Regions from separate parts of the Homo sapiens genome. Here region 2 is linked to region 1. Evidence: read pairs that join two places in POLR2A ChIA-PET (ENCODE). Cell type or tissue: A673. All regions are shown on one strand.

Region 1 (4,000 bases):
GCTTAGAAATTAAGAATAAAAGTGAATTCATAGACAGTTTAAAGTGACTATGATAGAGTAGGAAAGCTACAGGTGATTTCTCATCCTACCTCATTTTCTAAGCCTCCTTTAATGTTATATTCTTTCAATGATAATACATTGTAATGTATTATTATCTTTTTTTAAATCCAAAGAATTTGTGAGGGAGGAACAGGTAATAAGTAGCAAGGGGACTGTGGACATCGGAGGAGAGGGGTTGAAATGTGAGGAGGTTTGCAGGATTTTCGGAGGTGAAGAGAGGAAGGGAAAGCACCAGAAAATTGGCTCTGTGGTCATAGGTGCCTTGGATGTGAGGGAATATGAATCCATTAATTGGGCCTGGCAGTTCTGGGTTACCCAAAGGCAAACTAAGCATGTTCTTAAGGAGGAGTGAAGCAGGGGCATTCACATCCATTAAAAATAGTTGATATTTGACATTTCTTTTTTTTTTTTTGAGATGGAGTCTCGCTCTATGGCCCAGGCTGGAGTGCAGTGGCATGATCTCGGCTCACTGCAACCTCTGCCTTCTGGTTCAAGCGATTCTCCTGCCTCAGTCTTCCTAGTAACTGGGATTACAGGTACCCACCACCACATATGGCTAATTTTTTTTTTTTTTTGAGATGGAGTTTCTCTCTTGTTGCCCAGGCTAGAGTGCAATGGCACGATCTTGGCTCACCACAACCTCCGCCTCCTGGGTTCAAGCGATTCTCCTGCCTCAGCCTCCTGAGTAGCTGGGATTACAGGCATGCACCACCATGCCTGGCTTATTTTGTATTTTTAGTAGAGACAGGGTTTCTCTGTGTGGGTAGGGCTGGTCTCAATCTCCCGACCTCAGGTGATCCGCCTGCCTTGGACTTCCAAAGTGCTGGGATTACAGGTGTAAGCCACTGCGCCTAGCCTTTTTTTTTGTATTTTTAATAGAGACGGGGTTTCACCATGTTGGCCAGGCTGGTCTCAAACGTCTGACCTCAAATGATCTGCCCGCCTTGGCCTCCCAGAGTGTTGGGATTACAGGCGTGAGCCGCTGCGCCTGGCGATATTTGGCATTTTGAGTAAACATGAACGAAATCTCATGGGGCCAGGGAGGATGAGATCTTTACTGGACTTCCTTACATGTATTTTATAATTTGATCTTGTTTTTATTTTGGAATGGATGGTGGGAGAGACACAGCCTTCTCTGTGGTTGGTGTCTCTGAAGGTCTGCATCTGGCCCTGGGCTTGAATCTTATTGTTCAATCAGCTACACATTAGTCTTGTACTCCACGAGCGGCAGTTGCATTTATTTTCAGGCCAGCATATTGCTGTGTGGAGGTTCAGTGCAGTGCTGAAACAGTTAACAGACCTCCTCAAAGCACCTCCACCTGCACCCTCTAGGACTAACTCTCTCAGCTAGGAAGGCTTGGGGCTTCGCTGTCTCCAGACACTCACTCACTTTAATAAGATTGTTTACCAGGTGGTGCCATGCACAGCATCTCAGGCTTCTCCTGAAAATCCCAGGAGGGAAAAACCAAGGCTAGCGTTGGCTGAGTGAGTCTCCAAGGTCACAGCCAATGGCAAAAGGTGGAATCAGCTCCCTCCCTGAGCTTGCATCAAACCGCGGAGGCCGGGTGGCATTTTATAAACTGCAACCTGTTGCGTTGAATTAGAACCCTGGGTCTCTACCCACATGAGCGAGGGAGGGGGTCCCCCTGCAGGTGGATCTCTGTAACTGCGGCTCCCTCTGCCCTCTCTCTAGGGGCCTGGTATTTCCCCAGAGCCTCCTCCCAGGCCAGGGAGATGCCACAGTGCCCGACTTTGGAAAGCCAGGAAGGGGAAAACTCCGAAGAGAAGGGGGACAGTTCCAAAGAAGATCCAAAAGAAACCGTCGCGCTGGCTTTTGTGAGAGAGAACCCAGGGGCACAAAACGGACTTCAGAATGCCCAGCAGCAAGGCAAGAAGAAGAGGAAGAAAAAGAGGTTAGGATTGAAAGCTGGGGAATGGGGAGCCATGTTGGTAATAACAGGAAGGACTTGGAGGGAAGGGGGTCTTGGCTGATGATGAGAGAGTAAAGGAGAAACTGTGTGCTGAGACTGTCAACATCTCACCACTTTTGGTTCATATAAAAAGAATCTACTTTCGATGATCTGTTTTATAGAATCAAATGATTGTGTGTGTAATCTAAAAAACCATGCCTTGTCCTAATTTTCATTCTATTTGTGTTTAGGATGCCTTTAAAAAATAGCAGGAAAAGAAGATTTCCTTGTTTTAAGAAGGCGCTGATTTGTCCTGGAAATTTAGTACGCCTTCAGTATGATAGCACCATACTGACTTATCAGGATCCAACTGCAGCTTGTGCATTCCAGTTCTTGTTTAATATTTCACCATGCCTTGCTCCATTCAGACTGATTGATGAAGGAAAGCTTGTCCACTTTCTTATTCATAGCTTCCCTTAATGGGGGGAAGAGGAAGGAGACAAGTATTTTGGCCAAAAATATTTTCAATTCCTGTCCCTGATGAGCCAGTGGAGTAAAAGGCTTGAGGCAATGATGTTAGTGAGAAGCTGCAAGCAAGATCAGCTGTAATTGCAATACAGAATTTCTACCTTCTGGGTAGAGTAATAGTACCCTGATGCCATGTTTTCCACCATGCTGTACCCCCTTGGACTCGTGTCCTCAGCAACAGGGACGGTCAAACCAGGCTTAGCATGGCAGGCTAGATTTCAGACAGCTCCACCTGGGACAGGATGTTTCTGGATACAGTCACTTGTTCTGGCAAGTGTGTCTCTGTCTTGCTGCTTTCCTTTTTCTCTTTTCCAGATGATTGGTGATCAATCTATCCAGCTGCCGGTATGAGAGTGGTGAGCATCTACATTCAGGAGATCTATAATGGGGACCCACTGGATTCTCCCAAAGGGTTGGGAAGAGTCACTCTTGTATATTTGTGAGGATGAAAGGGCGTATCTTCAAATCCTGTCCTTCAGTTCTCCTAGCTCAATGAACTATTTAATTAAAGAGGTTGGGAATCCTATTCCAAGAGTCATGGGTTTTCACCACAATGGTGTGTACTTCAACTATCTGTAATTCTTATATATAGTGATTTGGGGATCTACTTGTAAAAGAGACAGCTGTTGCTGCAGCCAGTGGCTCTGTTTCAGAGTACAAGTTACAAACTTGCAGTTCGTGAACTGAATCTGATCTACAGACCTATTTTCTATTTTAGAACACAGTGTTGCTGTTGCTGTTTTTTTTTTTTGTTTTTTTTTTTGACACGGAATCTTGCTCTGGAGTGCAGTGGCGTGATCTCAGCTCATTGCAACCTCTACCTCCTAGGTTTAAGTGATTCTCCTGCCTCAGCCTCCCTAGTAGCTGGGATTACAGGCAAGTGCCACCATGCCCGGCTAAATTTTTGTATTTCTAGTAGAGATGGGGTTTCGCAGCATTGGCCATGCTGGTCTAAAACTCCTGACCTCAAGTGATCCACCCGCCTCGGCCTCCCAAAGTGCTGGGATTATAGGTGTGAGCCACTGTGCCCGGCTCTTGCTGTATTGTATTGTATTGCATTTATTTATTTTATTTTTGAGACTGGGTTTCACTCTTGTTGCCCAGGCTGGAGTGCAATGGCACAATCTCGGCTCACCGCAACCTCTGCCTCCTGGGCTCAAGCGATTTTCTTGCCTCAGCCCCCTGAGTAGCTGGAATTACAGGCATGCACCACCTCGCCCAGCTAATTTTGTAGTTTTAGTAGAGATGGGTGTTTCTCCATGTTGGTCAGGCCGGTCTTGGGCTCCCAACCTGAGGTGATCTGCCCGCCTCAGCGTCCCAGAGTGTTGGGATTACAGGCATGAGCCACTGCGCCTGGCCATTTATTTATTTTTTTTGAGATGGAGCCTCGCTCTGTCGCCCAGGCTGGAGTGTAATGGCATGATCTTGGCTCACTGCAACCTTCGCCTCCCGGGTTCAAGTGATTCTCCTGCCTCAGCCTCCTGAGTAGCTGGGAGTACAGG
Region 2 (4,000 bases), 170 kb after region 1:
ACAGCAAAGGGAAATAACTCCTTGAAAAGCCAAAGGAATACAAGCCACCACTTCTCAGACCTTTCCCCTATGAGATCCAGATACTACAGGCTAAAGGGAGTTTGAACCTGAAATGAGCCAGATAATTGCCCCAATTCTCTGTACCTTATTGAAGAGGTAGTTACAGGCCAAGGGGTCCAAGGGGCCTCACTTTTATAGACATTGCTCTAAGTCAAAAGAATACATTATACATATACAGCTGAGACACACACCCTCCGTCCTAGGCTGGCTCTCTGTGAACAAAGCAGGTTTCCTCCTTGCCACTCACCCCCACCCCCCATACCACTTTCCCCCTCCTCTTTTCTCTTCGTCCTCCTCCTTATTATTAATAGTTACTATTTACTAAATGCTGCCTGTGCACCTGGTATTGTGCTAAATGCTAGACACATAGTACATCATAGTACATTAATTAATCCTTACATCAACTTTAAGAGTTAAGACACCAGATTTTACAGATGCAGATACTAAGAGTTACTTTTCAAGCATGAAGCACGTGTGTGTGTGTGTGTATGTGTGTATGTGAGAGAGAGAGAGAGAGATACAGGCAGATCTGAGTGCTCAAGTGTTATAAAGATAGAAATAAAGAAAATTGAGAATGCGGAGATCTTAAAGTTTTGAAATATAGATGCTTTAAAAGGATGCAGATAATTCCTCCTGCCCTAAAGTGAACAAAGAAGTGAGGCAATTAACTGGCTAATTCCAAGACCCAAATGCTTTCCCTTGAAATGGGCAGATAATGAGGCTGACAGTATGTTCGCAGTTGAATTCGCCTGATGTTGCTCCATTTTTTTCCCTAACTTTAGCGAATCCGTTGGGCAATCACAGTGAGATGCACAGACGTCACCCCAGACGTGCACATATTCACACACACACTCACACACAGGAATGCTGACACATACAGACCCGACTTTATTCTGCCTCTACAGTCTTTTATGACTCAGCCTCCAGAATGAAAATAGGGGTTGGAGCGAAATAATGTGTCCGAGGGTGCAGCTGCTCCAGATGTGCGCTGGGTAATTAGGCATCCTCAAGAGCTCCTGCCCGGCTGGGAAATGCACCTCTTGTGGGACTGTAGACCCCAGCAGGCGCCCCATCATAGTCTGCCCCATAGTAGGTGCCTGTCCTTTGCTGCCTGGTCCCAGCAGCCCGTCCCTCCTCTTGTTGCCTTCCTCCTCCGCAGGTGATTCTCTGGCTCCTCTGTTTTAGGAATAACTTTGCAGAAATGTCTCTCAGAGGGCTCTGCAGTATAAAATGGCATCTCTGCCACAGGGGAAGGGGAAGAGGGACCCTGGTTTCTCCTATCCTGCTCTTCCTAGGCCCTGGACGTTTCTGAGGGGCTCATTCCAGAACAAGACCTCTCTTTCCTTGCTCCACAAGAATTTAACAAAGAGGCCCTATTTGGGCCAAGAAGGAGAGTGGCCTGACTGGCCCTAACCCCCCTCGTTTGGGGGCTGTGGAGCAGTCCTGCTGCTGGCAGCTTCTCTTAGTTGTTGAGTCTCTTTCACAAAGCATTCACACTTCACAACTTCCCTTTCCAGTAGGTCTTCATCTGGGCACCTCGGGGCCTAAGGCACTTGGCCAGGGTCATGCAGCTAGGGACGTCATAAGTGAGGAGTTGGCATTTCTTGGAAGAGGGGGCTGGATTTGCCCTGGCTTTGAATCCTGTACTGGCTGTCCCTATATCCGCCTCTAGTTTTCTTATGGGCCTCCCCAAATTTGAAACCCAAGAAACGCCAAACTTCCAACATAGAAAACACCAAAAAGCTGCCTTTCTGGAGATGAATTTTGCTTACAAGAAAGACACGTTTGGAGGGGGTGAATGGTCGTGGTAATTTGGGGTAAAGAACATTCCACTTGGAATAGAGGGCTCCTCCTCCAGCCCTGCTTCACCACTTTTAATAGCTGCTCCGATCTTGGGCTAATCACTTAATTCCTTCGGACCTCAGTGTCTTCTTTTGCAAGCTGGGGGAGGGGTTTAAAGATGCTGGCGCTGCCCTCTAGCCGGCTGCTGGGGACATCAAAGGAGATTCGGGCTGTGGAAGGCTCCCTAGCGTCGGAGATGGAGTTAGGAGGTAAGGGCCAGGGGGTGGGAGCGGATGGGGCCTTGATTAGCTGTGGATTTCTGTCCCAGCGCACTCATTTAACCGTGTTTCTCTTGGTTGGCAGAGGGCGCCAAAGGCGACGTGCCGGCCGCCAGCTCCAGGCCGAGCCCCGAGCGCCTGCAGGAACACGCCCCTTCACCCGGCGCGGGACGCAGAGCTGCGAGAGAATCTTGTTCAGCGCGGACTCAACGCCAGGGCGCCGCCTAGAGGTTGGTCTCTGTCTCGGCCTCACCCGCCGGGAGACCACAGAGCTGCTTCCCCAGCCGCCCGCCGCCAGAAATTGGAAAAAAAAAAAAAAAAAAAAAAAAAATCCAGCTGGGGTCTAGGAACTCGGCTTCTGGCACCTCTGAATTCTCCGAGACTGTCTCCTCCCTCCCCGCCTGTAATGAACCCTGTGAAGGGAGACAGGCCAGGAAGTCCCAGAAATATTTATTCTTGTGACTCTCACAAAATGGAAAAGGGTCTCAATTTTTGTTTCTTTAAGGAACTTGTGTTCTGCGTCTGTGTCTACACTGCCTCCTCTCACCAACCAAATTGTCTAGCCCCCCTCCAGTTACGCTAGAACTCTGCTTTATCTTCAAGGAAGAAAGGGAGTGGGGAGAAGTTACCTCTAAACCCTCCAGCATGGCCATCAATTTTCTGAATAATTTGGAGGTCAACATGCTTTTGGAAAAGTGTTTGGAAAACGTTTGGGGGTGAAAAGAAATGTTGCCTAACTGGCCTTTACTCACGGAGTGACCATCATCTCAGCTAGTTAGTGTATGAGCGGCACCAGCACCCCGGCCATGGGTGTCTGTGCTGAGCCTCTGAAAGTTGACTTATCCTTTGGGGAGCCCTCGGAAAGACACAGCTGGTATCTATGGGAATGGCTTTGGGGTGTCCTTTGGCACCATACAGATAATTTTGTTTTTTTAATTGGAATCCATGGCCTGGGTTCTTGGGATGGGGGTAGGGGGAAGCCACAAAGCCCCTGGAAATGTATGCAAAACATATGGGTGTGCAGGTGCATCATCCTAAGGCTATGGCCTCTTCAGTTTTTCCAAAGAGTCTAAGACTATAAAAGGTTTCCATCTCCTTTTCTCAGCCAGGGAGCCACAGAGACCCAGGCCAGCAGTAGGCTGGGAGCCAGCACACCGGCCCCCACCAGGTGCCCGGTAGGGGATGGGTAATAACACTCTTGAATGGTCTGGAAACTGCTGGCCCCTCAGTCCTGCCGTCCTCCCAGAGGGAAATCCTAATAGAAGAAGTGACAGCCAGTAGCTGCCATCTCAGTATTTTGAATGAAAATATAACATGATAAAGAGCAAATGAGGGAGGCTGGAGGGGCCTCCCCATGCAAATACTGGAATATGAATGTTGGCCAGAAATAAGATACTTCCTGCCCTCCAGCTGTTAAAGAGCTCCCCAATTCCTCCCTTTTGGTGCTAGGAAGGGGCCAGAGGGCACTGCCCCCAGACCACCACCCACCTCTGGAGAGCTGGGGCCGAGTGGGACTGCCTGCAGCAGAGTTAACCCTTCAGAAAATTCAAAACCTATACTGCCTAGTATTTTCCCTGCCCGTTTATTTTTTAATCAGATTTTTAAAATATCCAGCAGCACTTTGGTGCCTTTTCTTGGGGTTGGGGAGTGGGGTTATCTATGTGTGTATCTATGGGAAGGTGGGTGCCTTCAGTGCACTAAACCCCCTCTTGGGCCTGCAGCTGGACCTCACTCCTGTACCTGAACACTCTGCCTGAGCCTGAGCTAATCTTAGCCATCCATTGTGTCTCAAAACTGTTTTGGAGGTGAATAACTGTGAGGCAGGATGGAGAACCTTTTGCTCTCCCATCCAGAAGGGCACCTAACCAGGCCCCTGGAGC

Evidence for each region. Peaks named below come from ENCODE experiments on the same cell type or tissue, not always from the same donor. Only the 100,000 strongest peaks of a DNase experiment are listed, where the experiment ranks them.
Region 2: POLR2A ChIA-PET joins it to region 1 with 8 read pairs; 5 of 35 experiments call an interaction of 5 or more read pairs at or near these places.

What each region holds. Positions count from the first base shown.
Region 1 is chr17:48,802,745-48,806,744 of GRCh38, reverse strand. It overlaps TTLL6 (tubulin tyrosine ligase like 6), which reads left to right. Exons shown (of 16, transcript NM_001130918.3): 2 at 1,754-1,973; 3 at 2,817-2,854. Among named protein-coding and RNA genes, the nearest start is that of TTLL6, 12 kb to the left of the region's middle. In A673, a CTCF peak has its summit at 1,715; a DNase peak (open chromatin) is centred at 1,704; H3K4me3 peaks cover 888 bases; H3K27ac peaks cover 2,633 bases.
Region 2 is chr17:48,634,979-48,638,978 of GRCh38, reverse strand. It overlaps LINC03057 (long intergenic non-protein coding RNA 3057), which reads left to right. Exons shown (of 2, transcript NR_186590.1): 2 at 2,206-4,000. Among named protein-coding and RNA genes, the nearest start is that of MIR196A1, 4.4 kb to the right of the region's middle. In A673, a CTCF peak has its summit at 2,352 (motif pointing left); a DNase peak (open chromatin) is centred at 2,308.